Linked DNA regions of Homo sapiens: region 2 is linked to region 1. Evidence: read pairs that join two places in POLR2A ChIA-PET (ENCODE). Cell type or tissue: GM12878. All regions are shown on one strand. Each heading gives the region's core, and the rest is flanking DNA. Links, peaks and the distances in the headings are about the cores only. Region 1 overlaps PITPNC1 (phosphatidylinositol transfer protein cytoplasmic 1). Region 2 has its middle 48 kb from the start of HELZ.

Evidence for each region. ChIA-PET counts read pairs that join two places held together with the same protein. Peaks named below come from ENCODE experiments on the same cell type or tissue, not always from the same donor. Only the 100,000 strongest peaks of a DNase experiment are listed, where the experiment ranks them.
Region 2: POLR2A ChIA-PET joins it to region 1 with 5 read pairs; 2 of 35 experiments call an interaction of 5 or more read pairs at or near these places.

The regions. Positions count from the first base shown.
Region 1 is chr17:67,513,900-67,524,948 of GRCh38, reverse strand. The region is part of intron 1 of PITPNC1 (phosphatidylinositol transfer protein cytoplasmic 1); the gene reads right to left. Among named protein-coding and RNA genes, the nearest start is that of MIR548D2, 48 kb to the right of the region's middle. RefSeq lists enhancers at 3,759-4,260, 4,261-4,764, 4,765-5,267, 5,268-5,771. In GM12878, for the core only: no CTCF peak of the experiment used is centred there; no DNase peak of the experiment used is centred there; H3K4me3 peaks cover 1,047 bases; H3K27ac peaks cover 872 bases.
Region 2 is chr17:67,288,076-67,299,124 of GRCh38, reverse strand. No RefSeq gene overlaps it. Among named protein-coding and RNA genes, the nearest start is that of HELZ, 48 kb to the right of the region's middle. In GM12878, for the core only: a CTCF peak has its summit at 5,227 (motif pointing right); a DNase peak (open chromatin) is centred at 5,251.

The DNA of each region.
Region 1 (11,049 bases), core at 3,594-7,593:
AAATACAAAAAATTAGCCGGGCGCGGTGGCGGGCGCCTGTAGTCCCAGCTACTCGGGAGGCTGAGGCAGGAGAATGGCGTGAACCCGGGAAGCGGAGCTTGCAGTGAGCCGAGATTGCGCCACTGCAGTCCGCAGTCCGGCCTGGGCGACAGAGCGAGACTCCGTCTCAAAAAAAAAAAAAAAAAAAAAAAAAAAAAAAAGAAAACCTTCATATATGTTTGAAACACTTTGGGTATGTGAATCTACTTTTTCAACTGGGAATTTTATGAAATCTAAATAAAGATCAAGTACTGCCAATGAAAATTTAGCGTCTGACTTGGGAGTGCTGTTTAAGTCTAAAATGCACACTAGATTTGGAAGACTTACTACAAAAAAAAGCAAAATAGTTCATTAATAATTTTTATGTTGATTGAAATGATATTTTTGTATACTGGGTTAACTAAAATATATTTTTAAAATTAACTTCACTTGCCTTTTTTTTTCCTTTTCTTTCTTATTTTTTTAGAGACAGGGTCTCGCTCTGTCATCCAGGCTGGAGTGCAGAGGTATGACCGTAGCTCATTGCAGCCTTGACCCCCAGTGCTCAAGCGATCCTTCCACCTCAGCCTCTTGAGTCACTGGGACTACAGGCAGGCACCACCACGTCCAGCTAAGTTTTGTATTTTTTCTGTAGAGATGGTATCTTGCTATGTTGCCCAGGCTGGCCTCAAATTCCTAGCCTCAAGCCATCCTCCCGCCACAGCCTCACAAAGTTTTGGGATTATAGGTGTAAGCTACCATGAGCCAGCCTATGTGTTTCTTTCTACACACTTTTTAAAATGTGGCTATTAGAAAATTTAGGCTGGGCGCAGTGGCTCACGCCTGCAATCCCAGCACTTTGGGAGGCCGAGGAGGGTGGATCACGAGGTCAGGAGTTCAAGACTAGCCTGGCCAAGATGGTGAAACCCCATCTCTACTAAAAATACAAAAATTAGCCGGGCGTGGTGGCAGGCACCTGTAATCCCAGGTACTCAGGAGGCTGAGGCAGGAGAATCACTTGAACCCGGGAGGCGGAGGTTGCAGTGAGCAGAGATTGCACCACTGTGCTCCAGCCTGGTGACAGAGACTCTGTCTCAATTAAAAAAAAAAAAAAAAAAAAAAACGGTTTCCATGTATTTCTGAGCTGGTGAGGTGGAGCACTAGTAATTAGGGTTGCATTTGGAGAGGCCCTCCCTTCCTGAGGACTGGCTATTACCTGGGCCTCCAGAGACGTGATAATTGTTCACAGTGGGCTGTGATGGAAAGCACTGGGGTTTTAAAAATGAAAATGTGAAGCCAGCGTCCTGATTCTACCATTGACTAGCTTTGTAACCTTAGACGATTTACTTCTCTGAGCCACAGTTTATTATCATTAAAATGGAACTAATAGAATACCTCGCAAGACATGGTGAGAATCAAGTGAGAAAAAAAAAAAAACTTAAAAATTAAAATGCTTCATAAATTGTATAATAAACCTGTACACCAACTGCCCTCACCACTGCTCCTTCTAGTTGGCCACATGTCTGACTGTGACTTGCAGATCTGTTTCATTCATATCCCTGTTATGCTGCGGGTTCCAGAAAGTATAAGAGAATGAGGCATCTGCCATATACTTGTACAATGCCAAAACCAAAGGAAATCTGACCATCTGCTCAAAACTATCTTTTCCTTATGTAAAAATTTCATTAGACGGTAGTCAGATTGACTACTTCCCATAAGTATTATAAAAAGCTTGAGAATTTCCACTTAGACGAGGCAGCTAGAAGTGTCAAGTTCGTAGAGACAGAAAGTCGAATGGTAGCTGCCAGGGACTGGAAAGAGTGGGTAATGGAGTGTTTAGGGTACAGCGTTTCAGTTTAGGATGGTAAAAAAGCTTCTGGAGGTAGATGGTGATGATGGTTTTGCAACAATGTGAATGTACTGAATGTCACTGAAATATACACTTAAAATTGGTTACAGTGGGCCAGGCATGGTAGTCTATGCCTGTAATCCCAGTGCTTTGGGAGGCTGAGGTGGGAGGACAGCTTGAGCCCAAGAGTTGGTGACCACCCTGGACAACATAGGGAGATGGTGTCTCTACAAAAAACAAAAAAATAAAAACTCAGCTGGGCATGGTGGCACACGCCTGTAGTCCCAGCTACTCGGGAGGCTGAGGCGGGATGATCGCTTGAGCCCAGGAGGTCCAGGGTGCAATGCAGTGAGCTATGATCATACCACTGTGCTCCAGCCTGGGCAAGCAAGTGAGACCTCATTTTCCAAAAAAAAAAAAAAGATTAAAATGGTAAATTTTATGATATGTATATTTGATCACAATTAAAAAGGCTCAGAACTTGTCATTTTTCAGTGAGTATGGCTCATGCCTCAAGGAAACCATCTAACAATTACTTTATGATTATGAAAAAATTATTAAAGTTTATTATGAAATAATTTTTAAAATTATTTCTATTTGATGAACCTTTGGTTTAGAAGCTTCCTGAAAGGTATTGAGCCTAGAAGACGGGAGAAATATGAAAAGACTCCCCGGAGAAACAATGAATGTTACATGAGATTCCCTGATTCCTGCCATGCCAGGGGAGTTCTTTGTTTGCCGTGCCCTAAGCCTAGATGTCTTTTTTTTTTGGTGGTGGGGGATGGAGTTTCACTCTCTCTCCCAGGCTGGAATGCAGTGGTGTGATCTCGGCGCACTGCAATCTCCACCTCCTGGGTTCAAGCAATTCCTCTGCTTCAACCTCCTGAGTAGCTGGAATTACAAGCGTGTGCCACCACGCCCGGCTAATTTTTGTATTTTTAGTAGAGACAGGGTTTCACCATGTTGGCCAGGCTGGTCTTGAACTCCTGACCTCAGGTGATGCACCTGCCTCGGCCTTCCAAAGTACTGGGATTACAGGCATGAATCACCATGCCCAGCCCGAGAGGTCTTTAATATATGACCATTCTGGAGGATTCCTGTCGGTGATGCTCCCACACAACGAGGTACTGACTGCGTGCCCAATGTTGCAGACAAAGACCCGGCAGAAAGGAAAGAGTCATTAACTGAACCCAAATGAGTTCTGATCCGGTCTCAATGAGAACACATTCCTCAATGAACATGAATGTCACATGAACATCACATTCACAGTCGACCGTCTCCAGTTGCTCCTTATCCCGAAGTTCTGCCCGAGAGTAACTCTACAGTGAGACCAATTCCAATTGCTTTTTCCTTGGGAAAGCAGCGTGTATTTTTACCTCCAACAGCTGGATCTGATTTGGGTTCTGCCCAAGCTAAGAACATGACTGGCTAAGCCCCAGTCTTCCAGGCCCTGTGATTCAATGTGTAGATTTCTCCATGTAGACAGGAAGGTTAAAAAATAATAACAAAAAAAAAAGGTGTAAAGTTCTTGGGTGTTTTGTCAGATGTCTCTCAGCCTGGTCAATAAACCATGAAAACCAATATCCGATCCCACAAAGAAAATACAAACCTGCAGCTCATATTTCAGGATATCAGTGCATCATCACATATTTATCTTTTCTCTTGAGTTTTTATAAGCAGCCCTCGGAGGTGTCTTGTTTACGTAATACCTGTGTCATTATGCCAGGGTATGGGAATGAAAAAACTGATAAAAAGATTTAAGAAGCTGGGTTATCAACATTTAATTCAAAAAATCCCCCTTTTGTGACAAACTAATATAAACTGTATTGGACGCTGATGCTTAACCTGTCCTAAGTTCTGGACTGAACTGAATAGAAATAGAGCAACTGAAATCCAAGGGAAGGGCTCAGGCTATGCTTCCTGCTGGTACCAGCACAACCTCTATCCTGCTGTTGCTGCAAAACTGTGCAAATCGCCTCAAGGGTACTTGACCATGGAGGAGCATAATCTACTTGACTGAGTACAGGAGAGTAACAATAGTCTTCATAGTCTATGCAAGTAAGAGTGCATGTATATTTTTGCTGCTTCTTCCAACACTGACTCGCTTTTAGGGGTGATGTTCTAGCCCCGAGAATTCACTTGACTCATAAATTGAAAAGCCGAGATGATAACATGCAGCACTTACAGGTTACTTTATAAGCACTGGCTAAGGCAGTGGGTGTCATGTCCTTGTATTTATAAATGACAAGCTGAGCAAATTAGCCATTAGTGGGAGCCCATGAAGAATGATTAAGAGAGCAAAGACAGGAACTGCCAGAACTCAACTCGAAACCACAAGGGCAGTTGGCTCTAGAAGCAGAACATGGGATTTCTTCATACGTTGGCTGTGGGGACGGTCTCGGTTCTTAAGAGTCCTGTGCGCTCCCGTTCATCACTCAACATGCATTTCACGTGTATGCCAAGCCCTGTAGATGCTAGAGGCAGAGCTGCAAACAAGATACACTTGGTGTCTGGCAAAGAGGGGGATTTCTTGAGCGTTTCTGCCTTGAAGACAGAAGACTGAAGGAAACTGATGCATTCATCAGAGCTCTCAAACGATTTGCCAGGAAATGTGAAACCGATCGCAACTCAAGTTAATGGAGAGGTTTGCTGACAAGTCTGACCTTTAGTAAGCAATCAAGGCTCTTGTGTTTACTACAGAACATAAACCCACAGTCAATCACAAGACCAAAAAGAGGGAAAATCAAGATAGAGCTTTCCCAGGACACATATCCTGCGCCATCCGCTTGTGACCTCTTTGTCATCTCTGTAACCTTAGCCCCATAAACAGAGATGTTCGCAGCAGAGAGGTCCATCCACTACCAAGGTAGCAAGGCCTTTCCAGGATGAAAAGAACCGTTGTTTGTGAAGCCTAATGCACCCATCAACCCTTCATGAAATCCTTAATGAAAACGGCTGGTAGCATCAAGGGAAGCCGCAGTACCACTTAAAAGCAGAAATCTTTCAGGAATGACAGCAATTAGTTTCAGCATCTTTGAGACCTTCTGAGAACAGAGGGTAAAGGAAATGCAAAGAGAAGCACTTGCTGCTTCAGGTACAATTGAACAGCGGGAGTTCTTAATGTCTTGAAAGAGTTATTCAAGGCACTTCATGCCTAGACAAACAAGATCTCAGTGATATTTGAGGGTCACTGGACTCCTTTGCTTACCTAAATGCTGACTGGCTTGGCAAGTGGTTTTGGGGTTCTGGTAACTACCTAGCAAGGCTGGGAGAGGGTTATATATGTGGATTGTATATGTAGATTGAGACTTGGAAAGTTCCAGCATCTTTGCTCACCCTACTTAGGAGAAGCTCCAGGTTCCAGAGGCATGGATGGCACTTGTAGCCAGAGAGGGTGTATGGCTGGTTGCAGGGAGGCACCATTCATTCTTAGGCCATAGTTGGCCTAAGAGTGTTTCCTCCTTGGTAAAAAGAAGCAGATAGCAGATTGAGGAAAGCAAATGGGTGTCAACTCCTGCTCTCCTGAGGTCGTCAGTGAAGACAGGGAAAACAGTAAGTTTGGTATATTTCCAGAAATTGCTACATTTAAAAAAAATCTATCTTCTGCCTGGGCATGGTGTCTCACATCTGTAATCCCAGCACTTTGGGAGGCCAAGGCAAGAGGATTACTTGAGGTCAGGAGTTCGAGAACAGCCTGGCCAACATGGTGAAACCCCATCTCTACTAAAAATACAAAAATTAGCCAGGTGTGGTGGTGCACGCCTGTAGTCCCAGCTACTTGGGAGGCTGAAGGAGGAGAATTGCTTGAACCCAGGAGGCGGAAGTTGCAGCGAGCTGAGATCGTGCCACTGCACTCCAGCCTGGGAAACAGAGCAAGACATCATCTCAAAAAAAAAAAAAAAAAAAAAAACAGAATGCTGCTGTGAACATGAGTATACAAGAATCTGAGTCTCTGCTTTTAATTACTTTGAGTACAGACCTAGAAGTGGAATTGCTCAATCATTTGGTAATTCTATGTTGAACTTTTTGAGTAACCACCAAACTGTTTTCCACAGTTTTACATCCCTACCAGCAATGCAGGAGGGCTCTGATTTCTCCACATCTCCACCAACACTTGTTTTACATTTAAAAATACTTTTAGGGAAAGGGTCTTGCTCTGTCACCCAGGCTACAGTGCAGTGGTGTGAAATAGCTCACTGCAGCCTCAAACTCCTGGGCTCAAGTGATCCTCCCACTTCAGCATCTGGAGTAGCCGGGACTACAGGCACACGGCACTATGCCTGGGTAATTTAAAAAATTGTAGAGATGGGTCTTGCAATGTTGCCCAGGCTAGTCTCAACTGATCCTCCTGCCTCAGCCTCCCAAAGTATTGGGATTACAGGTGTGAGCCACCATGGCTGGCCCATCATTTTCCTTTTTTTGTTTGTTTGTTTGTTTTTTTGATAACCACCATCCTAACAGGTGTGACATGATTACAGGATGTTTTAAAGTCAACTGTAGGTTCTCTCTTGGATCACTTATTCTTGCAAAGCCTATTTTAGGTGGAGCTTGGGTATTTCACATCCTTCTTCCAAATAAGTACTGAAACAGCCCTGGTAGAGATTTCAACCCCATTATTTATTTAAACCAGAAGAGTCAATCAGTAGGGTCCTGATTAAACACTGATAAACTAAGATGGTTAATTCTTAGGGGGCTGGAAGGCATCCCCTGGAAATATTCTGTTTGCAAACATAAGTTTAATTCAGTAAATCTCTTTAATGTCAAAAAGGTCCAGACACCTTTACAAACAGTTAAATCACTCTTTGTAAGGGCACCACAAAGAGGTAGCTATGAATTAGTACCTTAGGGAACCCAGGAGTGGTGGTAGGCATGACCTGAAACAGCACTTCTATTTGTTATAGAAGCTGTTTTCAGTATTATTTTGATGGCCCATCCAGGAATGTAGCAAATTACAGAATCACAACATAGAAGGCAGCCGAGTCCTACAGCGTTTACTTACGAATTGCATGTATATAATTTATATTCAACAATTTGGGGTGAAAAAGCCATTCTTGACCATTTGCATTTTTCATGTTTTCCTTGCAGATCAAGTCACTTTTTATTCTATTTTAGGTGACAGCTACGCTGGAAAAAGTAATCTTAAAGATGACTTTAAGCTCTGTAGTTGAGCATATAGATGTTTCCCATACTTTTTTAAAAAAAATATGCAATTCGGTGGCTTTTAGTATATTTGCAAGGTTGTGAAATCATCACCGCTATCCAATTCCACATTTTCATCATCTCCAAAAGAAACTCCATACCCACTAATAGTCATCCCTGATTCTCTTCTCCTCCCAGTCCCAGCAACCACTAAGTTACCTTCTGTTTCTATGGATGTGGCCATTCTGAACATTCATATCAATGGAATCATACAATACATGGCCTTTTGTCACTGACTCCTTTCATTTAACATGTTTTTAAGATTCATTCATGTTTAGCATGCATCAGTACTTCCTTTTTATTACTGAATAATATTCCATTGTATGGATATACCACATTTTGTTTATCCCTTCATCAGTTGATGGACATTTGGGTGGTTTCCACCTTGTGGCTATTATGAATAATGCTGCTATGAGTATTTGTGGGTGAGTCTTTTGAGGACGTATGTTTTCATTTCCCTTGGATATGGAATTACTGGGTCACATGGTAACAACATGTTTGACCATTTGAGGAACTGTCAGACTTTCCTCCATAGCAGCTGCAACATCTCATATTTTCTTTTGATAGTTTTAAGTTATGTACAGCAACAAGAAAGCCATAAGCAATAAGAAAGCAACAAGAAAGCCATAAGCAATAAGAAAGCAATAAGTGACTTCAAGAGTAAGCTAAAGGACAAGTGTGGTTGTCCAAGTCACTGTTTTATGTACTTGGCCACATCATCCATTGAACAACGATCGCAGGCAGCTCTCCAGCCACATGGCATCTTTTCATTATGCCTCAAGGACAATGAAGAGCTGAACTTCACATTACAATCAGAGTGAGAAGCTAAGACATCGTGTCCAAATGTGCTAATTACACAGCATTGACAGAAAGGGTGCAAGGGGTAGGAACAGAGCAGCATGGGGTACTGTTGTTGGTGGGGGGTGCCACATGGAAAATTAGGCTTGATCTGTGCATGAATAGAAACTAGCATGGCTGGGCGTGGTGGCTTATGCCTGTAATCTCAGCGCTTTGGCAGACAGATCACCTGAGGTCAGGAGTTTGAGACCAGCCTGGCCAACATGGCAAAAACCCCATCTCTACTAAAAATACAAAAATTAACCAGGCGTGGTGGCGGGCGCCTGTAATCTCAGCTACTTGGGAGGCTGAGGCGGGAGAATCGCTTGAACCTGGGAGGTGATTGCAGTGAAGATGGCGCTACTGCACTCCAGCCTGGGCGACTGAGCTAGACTCCATCTCAAAAAAGAAACTAGCATGGCAAGAAAGAACGGGGAGGTCACTGCCTGCAAGCAAGCTCTGGAAATCTACTTGCTCACAGCAAAACTTCACTACCTCACTAGGACCCCTGCAGATGCATGACAGAGTCATCTTAAAAGCTGCCATACAGAGCCCTGGCTTCTATAGGTTCAGCACAGTTCTAAAATATTTATACTATTTAATCCTCACAACAACACAATGAGGAAGGTAGCGTTTTAAATCCCTATTTGACAAATGAGGAAACTGATACACAGAGGTTAAGTCACTTGCCCAATGTCACCCAGGTAGTAAGTAGTAGAGCTGGGACTTGAACCCAGCCCGTCTAGCTGCAGCATGCACTCAGGCATTAATCTCCTTGGCCACTTGTTTGACATGCAGATAAAAAGGCTAGGTGGATGAAAATGTCACAGTTAAGTTTAGTGACTGCTCACTCCTGCATGTTGCTGACAGTTTCAGGTTGATGGTAAGAAGAGTTCTTTTTTACCAAAGAGATGAGAGAGCAGAGCCAAGGAGAGCAAAGAGAGGAGAGGTCACAGGGGAAGTAACCCAGGGGTACAAAATCAGAAGCCAAGAGCCTGAGATCCTCAATCCTGCTCCTAGAAGGTCTTCCTCCTACATAAATTCCTGCACACAACCATGAAAGGAAGCACAGCCGCCCATCAAAGTCCTTGAGACTTGAAAGTAAAAATTACAATTAATTAGTCCACCTAATTTGGACTCACAAAATGCGTGGGTGGGAGAGATTCCTGCAGCTGACAGCTGATGTGACAGTTATTTCATGAAAAGGAAAGCAGAACGTCCCTGCCTTTGGATTTGAATGTTTCCAAATGTGATTCCAAGCCCTCGCCTGAAACAATACTCAGGACAAGTGCTGAATATAGATATTCTGTGGGAGAAAAATCCCTTCCGCTTGCCCAGTCAACCTCAAGTGTAGGAAAATGAGCCGGAATATCCACTTCTCTTCATCCTCCTTCAGAGTTCGTCCAGTAAAGGCAGCCGGCTCCACGCCCAGCCCACACTCTCTTATCAGTTGGAAATTAGATTCCTAATGGCATTTGGGGAGGCAGGAATCGCATATTCATAGTCTTCATTAAGCCATTCCAGTTATCTGAATCTAAGTGTTTTGTGATCCACTGAAGTGATATATACTACTTCTTTTGCTCACTCTACCAGGAGAAATGTACAATCTAAGTTCCTGTCTATATCCTAATGATATACATTCAGGACTGTCCACAAGGCAGACCACAAACTCCTCTGTGGGAAGAGAACAAGGGAGAGGCTCCAGAAACGAATCAGCACATCTTCTTCCCTGTTCTCCTTCTATTGGGCATGCCTTCCTCCCCATTCCCAGAGGAAGACGTTTCCAGAACTGCTGACAACCCCTAGAGGAAGAAGGCCTTGCTTCCTTTCTCCTCTTGGGCAGATGGTATTTGCATACTGACATATTGTAAATCTAGTCACCCAGGTAACAGGGCTCCAGTTAGCAACAGCGGAATGAAGGTCAGCCTGGTTCCTTCTAAAATTAGAAATCAGACAAATCTGATTTTTAACCATTCAAGGTAGGATGCCCGGTTAGATGGCAAATTCAATTCTTACAATGAGTTTTCAGTTGGGAGACTGAGCACTAGTTAATAAAGGCAACGTGGGGCATTTCAACATGATCATAACATAGGTTTTGAAGTGTTGAAGTTTTAGCTCCATGATTTTCTTTCTGTAAATAATCCTAACTATGACTCCAGTGTCTGTTGGCAGAGTTATCTTTGACTGGGGCATCTCCCTTGACTTTTTTTCTTTTTTAATTGAGCTGAGTCTTGCTCTGTCACCCAGGCTGGAGTGCAGTGGCACAATCTCGACTCACTGCAACCTCCACTTCCCAGGTTCAAGCGATTCTCGTGCCTCAGCCACCAGAGTAGCTGGGACTACAGGCACATGCCACCATGCTGGGCTATTTTTTGTATTTTTTAGTAGAGATGGGGTTTCACCATGTTGGCCAGGCTGGTCTTGAACTCCGGACCTCGGGTGATCTGTCTGCCTCAGCCTCCCAAAGTGCTGGGATTACAGGCATAAGCCACCGCACCCGGCTTCCCTTGACTTTCACAGTTGATCAGTTATCAAGAACCGTGAATTTGGCCAGGCATGATGGCTCACGCCTGTAACAGCACTTTGGGAGGCCGAGGCAGGCGGATCACCTGAGGTCAGGGGTTCAAGACCAGCCTGGCCAACATGGTAAAACCCCATCTCTACTAAAAAATACAAAAATTAGCTGGGCGTGCTGGTGGGTGCCGGTAATCTCAGCTACTCGGAGGTTGAGGCTGGAAGAACTGCTTGAACCCGGGAGGCAGAGTTTGCAGTGAACCAAGATCACACCACTGCAATCCAGCCTCGAAGACAGAGCGAGACTCCATCTCAAAACAAAAACAAAAACAAAAACAAAAAACCCGTGAATTCTACACCAAGTAGTCCAAGTATTTGAGGTCTTCCACAGTTGGTGTCCCCCTCCCCACACAGTCTCTCCCTCACAGTCAACTGCCCGGCAGTGAACAAGCTCCGTATCTTCTACCCTCTTCTATCTCGACCTACACAGATACTCCCACTACCTGGGATTTTTTTTTTTCCCTTCTTTGCTTTCCCTGATCATGGAGGCGGGTCTTCGGTGGGCTTCGAAGAGCACAGAATTGTGCACAATCCCCTCCGACCATCCATTTCTCAAAAGGCCTATGTTCCAA
Region 2 (11,049 bases), core at 3,077-7,076, 230 kb after region 1:
CTGAGGCAGAAGAATTGCTTGAACCTAGGAGGTGGAGGCTGCAGTGAGCAGAGATCACGCCATTGCACTTAGTCCTGGCAACAGGAGTAAAACCCTGTGTCAAAACAGACAAACAAAAAACCCGTACATAAATAGCCTCAGCCTACATAGGGTCAGGATCATCATCATCACTCTCTTCCACCTCCAAGTCTTGTCCCACTGGAAGGTCTTCAGGGGCAATAACATGCATGGAGCTGTCATCTCCTATGATAACCATTACTGCTTCTGTAATGCCTCCTGAGTACCTGCCTGAGGCTGTTTTACAGTTACCTTTGTTTTGTTTTGTTTTTTTAGATGGAGTCTTACTCTGTCACCCAGGCTGGAGTGCAGTGGTAATCACAGATCACTGCAGCCTCGAACTCCTGGGTTCCAGTCATCCTCCGGCTTCAGCCTACCAAGTAGCTGGGATTACAGACGCATGCCACCACGCCCGGCTGATTTTGTATTTTTAGTAAAGAGAGGGTTTCACCATGTTGGCCAGGCTGGTGTCGAATTCCTGGCCTCAAAGTAATCCACCCACCTCGGCCTCCCAAAGTGCTGGGATTATGGGTGTGAGCCACTGCACCTGGCCAACTTTTTTTCAATAAGTAGAAAGAATAGGCTGGGTGCAGTGGCTCACGCCTGTGATCCCAGCACTTTGGGAGGCCGAGGTGCGAATCATGAGGTCAAGAGATCAAGACCATCCTGGCTGACACAGTGAAACCCCGTCTCTACTAAAAATACAAAAAAAAAATTAGCCAGGCGCAGGCAGGCGCCTGTAGTCCCAGCTACTTGGGAGGCTGAGACAGGAGAATGACATGAACCTGGGAGGCGGAGCTTGCAGTGAGCTGAGATCGCGCCACTGCACTCCAGCCTGGGCGACAGAGCAAGACTCCGTCTCAAAAAAAAAAAAAAAAAAGTAGAAAGAATACACTCTAAAATAACAATAAAAAATATACTATAGTCATAAACCAGTAACATAGTCATTTATTATCAAGTATTATATATTTTACATAATTGTATGTGCCAGGCTGGAGTGCAGTGGCTGGATCTCAGCTCACTGCAACCTCCACCTCCTGGTTTCAGGCGATTCCCCCGCCTCAGCCTCCTAAGTAGCTGGGATTACATGCACCTGCCATCATGCCAGGCTAATTTTTGTATTTTGAGTAGAGACAGGGTTTCACCATGTTGGCCAAGCTGGTCTTGAACTCCTGACCTCAGGTAATCTGCCCGCCTTGGCCTCTCAAAGTGCTGGGATTACAAGCATGAGCCACTGCGCCCGGCCTATGTGCTAGATTTTTACATGATACCAGCATCACCAGAAACGTGAATAATGTCTGTGCTATGACATGTCTACGCTGTCACTAGGTGATAGTTTTTCAGCCCCGTTATAATCTTACAGGACTACCATATAATATACGTGGTCTGTCATTAACAGCAGCATTGGTATTGGGTGTGCGATTGCACATGTCTGTTGAGTTGATGAATGGTGTGTGGTGGAATTCTGGGTAAGTTATTTCCCTTGAGTGGGCTGTATTAAATGACTTGGGGCAGAGGATGGTTTTCAATCTTTGGAGATAACCCAGCTTTTCTGCTCATTAAGCGCCCTGAGTCAGGAGGTCTGCGAGGCCCTTCCTCTCCTGGGTCTTGTTCTCCGAAGCGGGCCAGTGCTCGGCACGCTCTTTGATCTCTCAAAGGGTAGCAAGAAACAGCTGCAGCCTCCTTTCTGTGGTCACCAGTGGTCCAGTTGACCCGTATGTTGTTAGCCGTTCAGGACCCTGGGGCAGGCCCAGAAGCTTCAGCCCCAGGAAGGGACGCAGGCCTGCAGAAGAGGGAGGGGGCGAGCCCTAGGGAATTTTCCTTTGTGACCCCGGAGGATAGGGCAATGTTTCTCTGGCCTTTTTTTCATTACATGTATGATTTTTATTCTTTTGCCCAGGGAGTGAGGGTCACTAAAGAGCTTATTGATAGTGAGAAACAAAAATCATCTGTGTCTCCCCTCTGCGTCTCATGGGCTTGGAGGGTGTCAGAGCCCTCAGGAGCGACTCACCTTGTCCCATCTCCTCCTTTTACAAATGAGATAGACATAGGCTCCAGGAGGTATAGGGGCTTGTCCAAGGCTCACGGATAAACCACTACAAAGCCACTGGAGGTGGTCACGGCGATGTCTCAGGAGGGATCTGAGACATGAAGGACTGAATTTGCGGTGAGTTCATTGGAATGGGTGGCCGGGTGCGGTGGCTCACGCCTACAATCCCAGCACTTTGGAAGGCTGAGGCGGGCGGATCATGAGGTCAGGAGTTTGAGACCAGCCTGGCCAATATGGTGAAACCCCGTCTCTACTAAAAATACAAAAAAAATTAGCCAGACGTGATGGCAGGTGCATGTAATCCGTTACTTGGGAGGCTGAGGCAGACGAATTGCTTGAACCTGGGAGGCGGAGGCTGTAGTGAGCTGAGATTGCACCATTTCACTCCAGCCTGGGCGGCAGGGTGAGACTCCATCTCAAAATATATATATATATATATATAAAATATATAAAAATATGTAATTTTATATAACATATAGATGTATATAAATATATATTTGGTTTGGAGACAGGGTCTCACTCTGTCACCTAGGCTGCAGCAGCATCGAACACTTAGGCTCAAGTGATCCTGGAGCCCCTTTAGTAGCTGTGATTGCAGGCATGTCCCACCATGGTGGCTGGTTTTAAAATGTTTATTTTATAGAGACGAGGTTTTGCTATGTTGCCCAGCTACAAAACACTTTTCTAGGGCCAGGCACTGGGTTACAATGGTAATCTCAGCACTTTGGGAGGCTGAGGTGGGTGGATTCCTTGAGCACAGGAGTTTGAAGCCAGCGTGGGCAATGCGGTGAAACCTTCTCTGCAAAACAAATATAACAATTATCCAGACGTGGTGGTGCACACCTGTGGTCCCAACTACTCAGGAAACTGAGGTGGAAGTGTGTCCAGAATTGGTGGGTTCTTGGTCTCACTGACTTAAAGAATGAAGCCGCAGACCCTCGCGGTGAGTGTTATAGTTCTTAAAGGCAGTGTGTCCGGAGTTTGTTCCTTCTGATGTTCGGATGTGTTTGGAGTTTCTTCCATCTGGTGGGCTCGTGGTCTCGCTGGCTCAGAAGTGAAGCTGCAGACCTTCGCGGTGAGCGTTACAGCTCTTAAGACGGTGCGTCTGGAATTCTTCGTTCCTTCCCCGAGGGGTTCGTGGTCTCCCTGGCTCAAGGAGTGAAGTTGTAGATCTTCCCGGTGAGTGTTACAGCTCATAAAGGCAGAGTGGACCCAAAAAGTGAGCAGCAGTAATATTTATTGCAGAGTGAAAGAACAAGGCTTCCATAGCATGGACACGAACCCCAGCGGGTTGCCACTTTTGGCTCGGGCAAGCAGTTTTAAGCAGTTTTATTCCCTTATCTGGCCCCACCCACATCCTGCTGATTGGTCCATTTTACAGAGAGCTGATTGGTCCGTTTTGACAGGGTGCTGATTGGTGCGTTTACAATCCCTGAGCTAGACACAAAAGTTCTCCACATCCCCACTAGATTAGCTAGATACAGGGTGTGGACACAAAAGTTCTCCAAGTCCCCACCAGAGTAGCTAGATACAGAGTGTTGATTGGTGCATTCACAAACCCTGAGCTAGACACAGGGTGCTGATTGGTGTGTTTACAAACCTTGAGCTAGATACAGAGTGCCGATTGGTGTATTTACAATCCCTTAGCTAGACATAAAGGTTCTCCAAGTCCCCACCAGAGAAGCCACATACAGAGTGTGGATTGGTGCATTCACAAACCCTGAGCTAGACACAGGGTGCTGATTGGTGTGTTTACAAACCTTGAGCTAGATACAGAGTGCCGACTGGTGTATTTACAATCCCTTAGCTAAACATAAAGGTTCTCCAAGTCCTCACCAGACTCAGGAGCCCAGCTGGCTTCACCCAGTGGATCCTGCACCAAGGCCGCAGGTGGAGCTGCCTACCAGTCCGGTGCTGTGCCGCCGCACTCCTCAGCCCTTGGGTGGTCGATGGGACTGGGCGCCCTGGAGCAGGGGGCGGCGATCCTTGGGAAGGCTCCAGCCGCGCAGGAACCCATCCATGGCGGGGAGGGGAGGCTCAGGCATGGCGGGCTGCAGGTCCCGAGCCCTGCCCCGCGGGGAGCCAGCTAAGGCCTGGCGAGAAGTCGAGCACAGCAGCTGCTGGCCCAGGTGCTAAGCCCCTCAATGCCTGGGGCTTGTGGGCTGGGGGGCCGCTCCGAGTGCGGGGCCCGCCGAGCCCACGCACACCCGGAACTCGCGCTGGCCCGCAAGCGCCGCACGCAGCCCCGGTTCCTGCCTGCGCCTCTCCCTCCACACCTCCCGGCAAGCTGAGGAAGCCGGCTCCGGTCTTGGCCAGCCCAGGACGGGTCTCCCACAGTGCAGCGGCGGGCTGAAGGGCTCCTCAAGTGCCGCCAAAGTGGGACCCAGGCAGAGGAGGCGCAGAGAGCGAGCCAGGGCTGCCAGCACGCTGTCACCTCTCAGGAGGATCACTTGAGCCCAGGGGGTCGAGGATGCAGTGAGTCAAGGATGGCGCCACTGCACCCCAGCCTGGGGAACAGAACAAGACTCTGTCTCAGAAAAAAAAAAAAAGTTTTATAAAACAAAAAGGCCATGCGCTGTGGCTCACGCCTGTAATCCTAGCACTTTGGGAGGCTGAGCTGGGTGGATCATTTGAGGTCAGGAGTTCAAATAAAATATATTTATATGTATTAAAAAATATATATTTATATGTTATATATATTTTAAAATATACTTTATATATATATATACTTTATTGTTTGGTTTTTTGTTGTTGTTGAGACAGAGCTTCACTCTTGTCGCCCAGGCTGGAGTGCAATGGTGCGATTTTGGCTCACTGCAACTTCCACCTCCTGGGTTCAAGCGATTACTCCTGCCTCAGCCTCTAGAGTAGCTGGGATTACAGGCGTGTGCCACCACGCTTAACTAATTTTTGTACTTTTAGTAGAGACAGGGTTTCACCGTGTTGGCCAGGCTGGTCTTGAACTCCTGACCCCAGGTGATCCGCCCACCTCGACCTCCCAAGGTGCTGGGATTATTGGCATGAGCCACCGCGCCCGGCCTGTTTGGTTTTATTTTTAAAGAAACGAATGATACCTGGCTTCCTGGAGAGACTAGCATGGCCCTTCTAAGCCACTAGGGGGTGGCGCTGTTCACGGCCTCAGGCTGCGCTCCCTTTGCAGGAGCCTAAATGTGCCCTAAGTCAGGAGGGTGCCCTGAATCAGGAGGAGGTCGCCTTGAGTCAGGAGGTCTGCGAGGCCCTTCCTCTCCTGGGTCTTGTTCTTTGAAGCGGGCCAGTGCTCCGCACGCTCTTTGATCTCTCGAAGCGTAGCAAGAAACAGCTGCAGCCTCCTTTCTGTGGTCACCAGTGGTCCAGTTGATCCGTGTGTTGTCAGCCGTTCAGGACCCTGGGGCAGGCCCAGAAGCTTCAGCCCCAGGAAGGGACGCAGGCCTGCAGGAGAGGGAGGGGGTGAGCCCTAGGGAATTTTCCTTTCTGACTCGGGAGGATAGGGCAATGGAAGGAGCCCAGTTGGAGAAGGGGAAGAAGAAGTAGAACGATAGACGTTCCTCCCCCAAGGTTGGCGTCATCTCCAAGACAAGAGCAGCGGAGGCTGGACACATGGCTCACGCCTGCAATCCCAGCACTGTGGGAGGCCCAGGAGGGCACATCGCTGGAGCCCAGGAGTTCGAGACCACCCATGGTCAACATGGCAAAACCCCTACTCTACAATAAATACAAAAATTATCCAGGTGTGTTGGTGTGTACCTGTGGTACCAGCTACTCGGGAGGCTGAGGTGGGAAGATTGCTTCAGCCCAGATGGTTGAGGCTGCAGTGAGCTGTGATGGTGCCACTGCACTCCAGCCTGAGTGATGACAAAAAAAAAAAAAAAAAAAAAAAAGAGACAAAGAACAGGGCTTGAGGGTTGGCCCTCTCCTGACCCTCCTCCCAGCCAGGAACTCAGAGTGGGCATGCCTCATTGCCTTGAACTTCTCATGGACAGCAGGGAGCTCTGCCTCCACCTCCACAGACAGCCCCCAGCCCACCCACCTGAGAGGGAGGCAGACATTGAGGCAGGCTGCTCTGTGTGAGTGGGAGAGGTGCCCGAGGGTGGCCACAGCTGCAAACTTTCTAGCTCTCATCACCTCATCCTTCTCTCAAGCCAGGTTTCCAGCCCCTCAGCCTCAGCCTTCCCAGATGTCGTCACTCTATTCTTTTGTTTTGTTTTTGTTTTTTTTTTAAACTTTTTTTTTTTTTTAAGACAGAGTCTTGCTGTTGTCGCCCAGGCTGCAGTACAATGGCACAATCTTGGCTCACTGCAACCTCCCCCTCCCAGGTTCAAGCGATTCTCCTGCCTCAGCCTCCTGAGTAGCTGGGATTACAGGCGCCCGCCACCACACCCAGCTAACTTTTGTGTTTTTAGTAGAAACAGGGTCCACCATGTTGGCCAGGCTGGTCTCGAATTCCTGACCTCAGGTGATCCACCTGCCTCAGCCTCCCAAAGTGCTGGGATTACAGATGTGAGCCAGCGGGCCTGGCCATATTTTTATTTTTGAGACAGAGTCTCTCTCTGTCACCCAGGTTGGAGTGCAGTGGCGCGATCTCTGCTCACTGCAACCTCCACCTCCCAGGTTCAAGTGATCCTCCTGCCTCAGCCTCCCGAGTAGCTGGGATTACAGGCACATGCCACCATGCCTAGCTAATTTTTGTAATTTTAGTAGAGTCGGGGTTTCACTACGTTAGTTGGGCTCTTCTCAAACTCTTGACCTCAGGTGATCTGCCTGTCTTGGCCTCCCAAAGTGCTGGGATTACAGGCGTGAGCCGCCGCACCGGGCCCTCACTCTATTCTTAAATATGAGTCCCTCTCCCAAAGCTCCGGGGCACCCTCTTAGGCACATTCTAAGGCTCCATCCAGCCCACCCCAACCGCAAAGTGAGAATTCAGAGAAAGTGACTAATGCCAAGCTATGAAGAGGCATGATGCTGCTTCTGTGAGGTGGCTGTGAGACAGCCTCACCATTCATGTGAAGAAAATTCATTCTTTGGGAAATTAAGGGCTGCAAAAATCTAATGATATTTAAAATAACAAAAAAAGGACTGGGCACGGTGGCTCACATCTGTAACCCCAGCATGGGCCAAGATGTGTGGATCATCTGAGGTCAGGAGCTTGAGACCAGCCTGGCCAACATATTGAAACCCCATCTCTGCTAAAACATACAAAAATTAGCTGGATGTGGTGGCGGGCACCTGTAACCCCAGCTACTTGGGAGGCTGAAGCAGGAGAATTGCTTGAACCCAGGAGGCGGAGGTTGCGGTGAGCCAAGATGGTGTCACTGCACTCCCGCCTGGGCAACAGGAGTGAAACTCCGTCTGAAAAAAAAAAGGCGGGGCGCAGTGGCTCATGCCTGTAATCCCAGCACTTTGGGAGGCCGAGGCGGGCGGATCACGAGGTCGGAGATCGAGACCATCCTGGCTAACACGGTGAAACCCCGTCTCTACTAAAAATACAAAAAATTAGCCGGACGAGGTGGCGGGCGCCTGTAGTCCCAGCTACTCGGGAGGCTGAGGCAAGAGAATGGCGTGAACCCCAGGGGGCGGAGCCTGCAGTGAGCCGAGATCGCACCACTGCACTGGCGACACCACTGCCTGGGCGACAGCGAGACTCCGTCTCAAAAAAAAAAAAAAAAAAAAAAAAAAAAAACCAGCCAAAAAATAGAGTCCTGTAGAATCCACTGTCCCTAACTCTCTTCTCTTTCTTGAGATGAGCTAAGTTTTTCCTCCGCGGAACACGCTAAATGTTTCCAAGGGACAGACTCTGGCTATGTCATTATCCACAGTGCAGCTGGTGTTAGCCACGTGGTCCCAGCATGGCAGGGGAGGCAGGAGGGAGGGCTTATGGGTGTCAGGAGCCTTGAGCCAGAAAGCAGCCGGGACCCCAGGAGTGTGGGCCACTCTCTCAGAGGTGCCAGACAGGTTGAGGCAGCTGCGAAAGTTGTGGAAAGTAAACAGAAAAGTCTTTCAGAAGATCAGGTGAGGAATACGGGGCGGGGAGTAGGGGCAAGAAGCTGGTTTTGCTCTAGAAGTTTGGACTGCAATTGCCTGGGAAAAATATCTGCTACTGTATTTCTTGCTAAATAAGCCAATAGTCTGGGAAACCGGAGTAACACGGAGGGAAACTCAAAGGCAAAGAGGCAGGGGGTGTACTCTAGCTCTGGCCTTCCAGGCGTTTTCCCTCAGCAGCAAGCATATTGCAACTGCCAAATATTTCTGAAGAGCATTCCCCACCCATTTTTCCACAGCCCACACCTTCCCCCAGGCTGAGGGGCCACTGGGTTGGTGGAGTTTGGGGTGGTGTCCATTATTATTATAAGGTCTATTTATGATAATCAAAAAACACATCCTAGCTGGAGGAAAATTTAAAAGCTGTAGAAAAATGTCAAGAAGAAATACAAAATGACCTGTTATCCAACCACCCAGAGAACATCACTGATAATATTGTATTGTATTTCCTTCTGGCCTTGTTTTTCAATGCATGCTTTAAAAAAATTTTTTTTTAATGGAACGGGGTCTTGCTATGTTGCCCAGGCTGGCCTCAAATTCCTGGGCTCAAGGGATCCTCCCTACTTAGCCTCCAGAGTAGCTGGGACTACAGGCACATACCACCATGCCTGGCAAAATTATTATTTTTTTTTTAACATAGGTGGTATTAGATAGATAGAGCCAGGCGCGATGGCTCATGCCTGCAATCCTACCACTTTGGGAGGCCAAGGTGGGCAGATCACCTGAGCTCAGGAGTTTGAGACCAGCCTGGGCAACATGGTGAAACCCCATCTCTATAAAAAATACAAAAATTAGCTGGATATGGTGATGTGCACCTGTAATCCCAGCTACTCGGGAGACTGAGGCAAGAGAATCACTTGAACCCAGAGAGGCAGAGGTTGCAGTGAGCCGAGATGGTGTCACTGCACTCCAGCCTGGGCGACAGAGTAAGACTGTCTCCAAAAAAAAGATAGATAGATAGATGTATATATATAATCTTGACTTTTTCATTCAACACTGTATCATGAGCATTTTTTCCATGGGTGGTGGGAGGTGTTTTTTTTTGAGAAAATTTCTCAGACACCAGGGGAAACCTACCAGGCAGACCGTTTCTCTCCTTCACAGTGAGGCAAGGCAAAGGGTGCAGGCATTCCGATCTGAGCGGAGTCTGGATCTCACCCCAGCCTGCTGCTCCCTTCCAGGGTCAGTTGGAGCTGCTCGCCTCTCGTGCCAAGCTTCCTCCCACGGGGCCTTCTGAAGCTTTCTGCAGCTTCAGCATCAACAGCACTTTTGTCTGCTCCACTTCGGGGAGAGAGCTGGAGAGTGTTTTTTGTGTGCCTGATGGATCCAGCCCAAGTTTGATGGCCCCGTGTACTTGCTCAGTTTCCCTAGATGGCCCCGCTCCAAGAACAGCTCAGAAGCCAAGGAAACCAAAATCCCTGCGTCTGCAGCCAAAACGGACAGGCTATTTCCTGATACTCTGCGTGCGCACGTGTGTGTGTGTGTGTGTGTGTGTGTGAGTGTGTGTGTGTGTGAAGTGAGGCTCAACCTGCAATTTTATTTGTGATAGTGTGAAACAGTTCAGTACATAGCACTGCCCTGGTTTCCCCCTTGCTTTCATGCAAATAGATGATCTGTCCCTCCCTAGCTGACTTAGTTGTAAAGAATAAGTGACTGTGAATGAAAATTTTTGCAAATGAATTCGACCATTAGCTGGACCAGAGCTTTGTTGATGATGAAAATAATAGTGTCTTTTTTTTTTGTTTGAGACAAAGTTTCATTCTGTCACTCAAGCTGGAGTGCAATGGTGTGATCTTGGCTCACTGCAACCTCCACCTCCCAGGTTCAAGCGATTCTCCCGTCTCAGCCTCCTGAGTAGCTGGGATTATAGGCACCCACTACCATGCCCAGCTCATTTTTGTGTTTTTAATAGACACGGGGTTTTGTCACGTTGGCCAGGCTGGTCTGGAACTCCTAACCTCAAGTGATCCACCTGCCTCGGCCTCCGAAAGTGCTGGGATTACAGGCCGGCTCCCATCTTTTTTTTTTTTTTTTTTTTTAAGATAAGGTCTCGCCTTGGAGTGCAGTGGCATGATCTTGGCTCACTGCAGCCTCTACCACCCAGGCTCTACCCAGGATCCTCCCACCTCTGTGCACACACCACCACCCCCAGCTAATTCTTTTGTACATTTTTTTTGTAGAGATAAGGCTTCACTATGTTGCCCATCTGGTTTCGAACTCCTGGGCTCAAGCGATCTTCCCACTGCAGCCTCCCAAAGTGCTGGGATTACAGGCGTGAGCCACTGTGCCCTGCCCGAAAATACTTAGTGTCTTAGTAGATGTAAAAGCCTCTCTCATTTGAGCTATATCAGAGGTAATCTGTTACCTGTAATGATTCAAGTACCCACATTTGCAAATGACTAATTTTTTTATTGTGATAAAACATACATAACAGAAAATGTACTATTTCAACCACTTGTACAGTGTACAGTCTGGTGTACCAGGTGTACAGGCTGTAGCACAAAATACATTCACATTGCCGTGCGACCATCATCTCCATCCAGCCCCAGAACATTTTTTATCATCCCCAACAGAAACTCTGTACCCATCATGCAATTCCCCATTCCTCCCACCTTTCAGCTCCTGTCAACTGCCATTCTACTGTCTGGCAAATCATTTTTTTTTTTTTGAGACGGAGTCTCACTCTGTTGCCAAGGCTGGAGTGCAGTGGCATGGTCTCAGCTCACTGCAACTTCCGCCTGCCAGGTTCAAGCAATTCTCCTGCCTCAGCCTCCCAAGTAGCTGGGATTACAGGCGCATGTCACCATGCCTGGCTAATTTTTTGTGTTTTTAGTAGAGATGATATTTTTGGGTTTTTTTGTTTGTTTTTTGTCTTTTTTGAGATAGAGTCTTGCTCTGTCACCCAG